Regions from separate parts of the Homo sapiens genome. Here region 1 is linked to region 2. A link is a contact called in ENCODE Hi-C or POLR2A ChIA-PET data. All regions are on one chromosome and are shown on one strand. Each heading gives the region's core, a stretch centred on a gene start or an enhancer-like site at or near the end of the contact. The rest is flanking DNA. Distances are from core to core; before and after follow the strand shown. Region 1 overlaps SDC3 (syndecan 3). Region 2 holds the start of MATN1-AS1 (MATN1 antisense RNA 1).

Region 1 (2,862 bases), core at 59-2,558, 170 kb after region 2:
CAAAGGCAGCTCAGAGGGCAGGAAATGTTCCCTTTGGGCCTGTCCCATCCCAGTCAACTCCTCTGCAAAGATATCATGGCAGCAGAGCCCTCCCTACCCCAAGCCTGTATCTCTCCTGTCACCTCCAGTCTGCCCTCTACCCAGCCCTGTGTTCCCACCATCCCCCCAGGATGCCCTTTTTCCCACTGTGGCACCTGCCTCCACCCACATCCCCACCCCAGCCCCAACAGGAGAGCAGGTAGCAGCCCTGGCTCAGGCGCCCACAGCCTCCAAGACCGTGGACAAATCCTCTTCCCCCTTCTCTGCCTTTCCTTTGCCCCATTTGCAAAATGGAAAACCAAGCATGGTGGTCTAAGGGCCTTTCTGATTCTGACACTCTGGACTCCCAAGAATTTGATCCTTAGGTCAAGGAGATCCAGGACAATGTAATTTACGAGAGGGAAAAAATGGAAATAACCCACATACTGAACGACAGGGGACGAGTTAAATAAATGAGGGTACAACCATAACATGGAATATTACGCAGCTATCAACAATTGAGTTCTCACAAATCTACACTGTCTAATGAGGTTATTAAAAGACATAAATGTGTCATAGAAGGCTTTTTTTTACTTGCTACAAGGAATATTGAAGGATGTAGGAAAATGCACATATTGATCATCAGAAGACAAGACAGTATAGCTGTTGATAGGAATATGCAGATGGCTCTCTCAATTCCGATGTGACTTTGGGCAGATATTTAACTCTCTCAGGCTGCTTTAACTGGTAAAACAAAGATAAGAATGCCCACCTCGTGGGGTTTACAGAAGGAGGCTGGGCATGTTCACCCATTAACAAATTGCTCAGTAAATGCTGGCTATTAATATGAGTATCATCATTATGTTTAAAAAATAGGTTACAAAAAATATGTAGAACTTGATCCTGTTTTAATGAACTCACTATCAAAGTGAATTTCCAAATGCTGCATTATAACTAAAGGTTCCCAGAGGCTCTCTCTGGGTGGTGGGATTACAGGCAGCTTTAATTTCTTCTCAGGACCTTTCTGTATTTTCCACAATTTCTCCGATAAACCCATAGCACTTTTGTTATTAGAGAGCGCACATCCTCCCTGAGTCTCCATCCCTGGTGTTCTCTGGTCTGTGAAACTTCCGGGTCCCCTGGTTCTGCTGAGACCCCATTGAGACTGTTCGTGAGGGACCTTACGAGGAAACTGAAAAGGGGGGTGGAAAGGAAATGAACACAAAAGCCTCTGAGGGAGCTGGCAGGGCCCACGGCCCAACCGAGTCTCACCACAGACAGGCTGGCTTGGCAGGACCTGGCTCCCTCCCCTGGCATCAGCCTGTCTGGCGGCCACCTTGGCCTGTGGTGCCCAGACACCCACCCGCCCGCCTTCTCCCATCAGCCCTGTTCCTGGCTCAGCCGGGCTGGCCAGTCTCTGTTGAGGTGCAGACTGGCTGCCCTACAGCAGCCCACTCTGTCCCCTGTGCCTAGACAGAAGCTGACAATGCAACCCTGGGAAAGCCAGGCCCCCTCCTCAACCCAGGGCTGGGACGCCTCCGTCACCGCCCCATCAATCCCAGCCACCTGCCCTCTCACGTCACTCTTGGCCACCCTGACTCACACTGCTCATTGATGCCTGTCCCCAAGCTCGTGCCTGAGAGCAGGACCACCCACTGAGGCCCCGTTTCCAGACCCAGCAGCACCCCCCACACCCCACTCCCAGCTGCCCACCCCCATACTCCTCCCACACAAAACTATTTACAGTTCTGGGAACACGGGCTCCTTCAGGCCTGTTCCTGCTTCCTGGAATACCTTTCCCCACCATCTCTGCCTGGCCAGCACCTACTCAGCTGGTTAATCAGTAAAACCAATGGTTATTAAGCTCCTACTGTGTGCCAAGCACCATCCTAGGCACTAGATATGTCCCCACAAAGCTGGCTCAGCTCACACAATGCCTCCTTTGTCAGCCTGCTTGAATGTCACATACGCACGCCAACCACCTCCCTGGTCCAAATTAGGAAGTCCTTTCTTGGGGACTCAGTACCTCCACTGTGTTGTCATTTACTAAGGGAGAAGGCCCACCAACCATGCTCCCATCACTCTAACAGGCCCTTCCACTGGATCTCAGTGAAACCACTCAGCTGCCCTGGGAAGCAGATAATATGGTCTCCATTTATAGATGAGGAGACTGAGCCTGTTAAGCCACCAGTGGGGTCACACAGGAGTTGAATTCTGGCCTTGTTGAGTCTAAATCCTGTGTTCAGTGAACTCCTGAACCCCTGAGAATGCCTGCAGGGAATGCCAGTTTGTGATTCAAGACTCCTTCCACTGAGCACTTTTCTGGAAAAGGCTGGGCCATTCCATCCCTTATGAAAATGATCACAGCCCCGACGGAGGGAGCCCTCACTAAGTGCCAGGTTCCTTATATGCACATTGCCTCATTTCTCTTCTCACTTGACCAGAAAGGGATTGCCATTCCCATTTCACAGATGGGCAAACTAAAATTCAGAGAGGTGAAGCAACTGGCTCAAAGTCACACAGCAATGGGCCAGGATTTGAACCCAAGATTAGCTGAACCCCAAAGACCATGCCCTTTGGATTGCAGAGCACACCTGCTCCTAGCCCTAATCAGTTTCCCCTACCAGAAGGCTCTCAAAAGCAGGGCAAATGTCAGAGACCAGCACCACCTCACACTCAGCTCCCTGCACAGAGACAGCCTGAAAGCCTGGGAGTGAGTAGAAATGGAGGACAAGGCGCACTCACACGACAGGTGGCCCAGCTCAGGTAGGCACCCCCTGCCCCCACCATGACTCACCAGCAGGTGCCTCTAGGAGTCTGTCTCCAGGCTCCATGACGGTCACT
Region 2 (2,808 bases), core at 63-2,562:
CTCCTGCCAGTGCCCAGGCCTCTCAGACTCTCCCGCATCACAGAAAACTCTGGCACCCAAAACTCACGACACAGAAACATGTGTAGGTTTTCTGGGAGCTCTCCTTCCTGAGCTCTGGGCCCTCCTTGGTCCCTGCCAGGATTCTGCCACATAAAAGGGCTCTGTTGTTTTTTGTGTGTGCGGTTTTTTTTTTTGTTTTGTTTTTTTTTTGAGACGGAGTCGTCTCGCTCTGTCGCCCAGGCTGGAGTGCAGTGGCACGATCTCGGCTCACTGCAAGCTCCGCTTCCCGGGTTCACGCCGTTTTCCTGGCGCAGCCTCCCGAGTAGCTGGGACTACAGGCGCCCGCAACAACGCCCGGCTAATTTTTTGTATTTTTAGTAGAGACCGGTTTCACCATGTTGGCCAGGATGGTCTCGATCTCCTGACTTCGTGATCCGCCCGCCTCGGCCTCTCAAAGTGCTGGGATTACAGGCGTGAGCCACCGCGCCCGGCCATAAAAGGACTCTTAACATCGCCTCTCCCCAACTCCCTTAACCTGGGGCTGGAGACCCTCCTCCGTTATCAGGCTCCGCCCCAGCTACGGCCCCACCCCTGGTGCTGGCACCACCTCAGTCTAATCCAGGTTCCACCCCCAATCCACCTAAGCCGTGTCCCTAGCCCTGGCCCCGCCCTGATGTTGCCGTGTAACTCAGTTCCCGCCGTTTTATAGGCTACCGCCCCAGCCAGGCCCCGCCCTCTGATGTGGCCCCGCCCCCCGACGCTGACTTTTTCTGTCTTCACTTTAGCGCTGGCTCCGCCCCTAGCCTTGGCCCGCCTCAGCGCGGACTCTCAGTCTCTGCGCCTGCCACGGCCTCGTCCCGCTCAGCCCTGGCCCTGCCCCTGGAGCCGACTCTCTCCGCCTCCGCCCCGGTCCCGCCCTGGCACTGACTGTCTCCGTCTTCGCCCCTGCCCTGGCCCCGCCCCCTGCCTGCTCTGGCCCCGCCCCGCCGCTCTCTCCGTCTCCGCCCCTGCCCTGGCCCCACCCTTGCCCCGCCCCGGCGCTGACTCTCTCCGTCTCCGCCTCCGCCCCCGGCTCCTCCCCGGCCCCGCCCCGGCACTGACATTCTATCTCTCTCCCGTCTCCGCCTCTGCCCCCCCCCCGGCCCCGCCCCTGCCCTGCGCCGGCGCTGGCTCCGTCTGCGCCTCAGCCTCGGTCCCGCCTCCAGCCCTGGCCCCGCCCCGCCGCTCTCCCCTTCTCCGCCCCTGCCCTGGCTCCGCCCCCGCCTGCCCGCGCACCGCAGAAGGCCTCCTGGAACTTCCTGGACAGCTTCTCGATGACGCTGTAGCTCTCCACGTAATCGACGTGTTCGTCCTGCGGCTCGCTGGCGATCTGCCGCAGCGTGGCCTTGTCCACGCTGCCCACTCCGATGGCGAACAGCTCGACGCCGCTGGCCCGGGCCCGCGCAGACACGTCCTGCACGCTGTCCTGGGGCCTCCCGTCTGTCACCACGATGACCACCTGCGACACGCGGGGCGGTGTGACACCGGGCTCCCGGAAGCCCACGGGACTGTCCAGGAGAGGAGGCTGAGGCCCGGAGAGGCGGGAGGACTGCCGGGTCGCACAGCCAGGCGGCACCCGGGGGAAGAGGACCCGGCTGGCCGAAGAGGAGACCCGTTTCCTCTGACTGAGAGACGTGGCTGGGGGGCTTTCCATCTGCTTCGCCTCCCTCGGGCAGGCAGCTCTGAGATGCCCGGAGGGATGTGATGCCCCATCGCCAAATTGGGGTCTCTAAGGTCAGGGCCATGCCTTCCCCTCAGACTGAGGCGGCTGAGGGCAGGGTCCTCAGGCTGATGGCTGTGGGAGTCGTGCCACGCCCCTCGTGCCCCCGGGAGGCCCGGCCGGGGCTGGGTGGGGGGATCCGGTGGTTCCACATGGTGCAGTTCTGCGCTTTGGCCACCAGATGGCAGCCGAAGCTAAGGGATGGGGCTGCCGTCTCCCGTCTTGCTGTCCTTGTCCCGGTAAGACCGGGGACCCTGGACCAGGGAACCGACGGAGGGCCACTCCCATGTGGATGCCCAAGGGACCAACCCAAGAAAGATGCCGCCCTTATCCTCCTCCACTCCCCGGTATGATACATGCCCCTGCCAGAGAGGGAAAGAATCTGCCTGCTCCCCTCCCACTAGGCTCCTCTGGTCTGTACCCTGGAAAGAAAGAGGTGGCGGACTCTGTCACTGAGATCCGGCTTCGTGACCCCCTGTCTGCACCCGCCCTGAGGCTAGGGCGCTCCCAGCTCTGCCCAGTCTGGGTTAGGCATCCAGTCCCGCTTTGCTGCTTCTCTGCTTCTGACTTGGGTCTGTTTCTGATTCCTGGGTCCCATCCTTAGCCCCAGGTCCTGACACCCTGTCCTGATGACAGGCAGTTGAGACAGGCCGTGTTTAGAAATGCAGCTCCACAAGCTACAGGTCACCTTCCTGAGCCTCAGTGTCTTCAACTGTAAAAAGGGTTGTGGTGAGGTTGAGTGAGATGACTCCTGGTTAGAAGCCAGAAGGGGCAACTATTATTTTTACCATCATTACCCTGGGCTACCTGGGGAGTGACTTTGTACAATCTCTTCCTCTCCAGGGGCCTGGGCTCCTGGCTCTGAAAATCTAGCTGTGACTATTCGCTGCCATCCCGAGGCCCACTGCCTCCTCGAGTCCCTACTCCCCTCCCTGCAACCCAGCTTTCAGATTGTCCACCTTGCTGGGTCCTCCCACAGGTGAACTCCAGGCTGAACACCTGGAGTCTGGTGCCAGCTCCCCCAGCGCCGCTGTGTCACCTGCTGGAGG

Evidence for each region. Hi-C counts contacts between places; a loop is a spot of excess contacts on that map. ChIA-PET counts read pairs that join two places held with the same protein, here RNA polymerase II (POLR2A). Pooled maps may share reads with other maps.
Region 1: a map of pancreas shows a loop between it and region 2 (2.5-fold over the local background). The contact joins the enhancer-like site here to the promoter of MATN1-AS1 in region 2. A Hi-C loop is called at or near these places in 1 of 168 maps with a recorded cell type or tissue (pancreas) and 10 of 50 pooled maps. POLR2A ChIA-PET finds 5 or more read pairs at or near these places in 1 of 52 experiments (K562).

The regions. Positions count from the first base shown.
Region 1 is chr1:30,884,388-30,887,249 of GRCh38, forward strand. All of the region lies in intron 1 of SDC3 (syndecan 3), which reads right to left. Among named protein-coding and RNA genes, the nearest start is that of SDC3, 23 kb to the right of the region's middle. RefSeq lists an enhancer at 1,389-1,889. Within about 2 kb of position 1,309, at least 3 of the 41 ENCODE cell types and tissues checked have a DNase peak (open chromatin) inside an H3K27ac peak, as active enhancers do.
Region 2 is chr1:30,717,460-30,720,267 of GRCh38, forward strand. MATN1-AS1 (MATN1 antisense RNA 1) reads left to right here and starts at 1,313. Exons shown (of 4, transcript NR_034182.1): 1 at 1,313-2,106. MATN1 (matrilin 1) reads right to left here. Exons shown (of 8, transcript NM_002379.3): 3 at 1,276-1,498. RefSeq lists silencers at 536-715, 756-1,275, 1,836-1,925 and enhancers at 1,336-1,505, 1,603-2,178.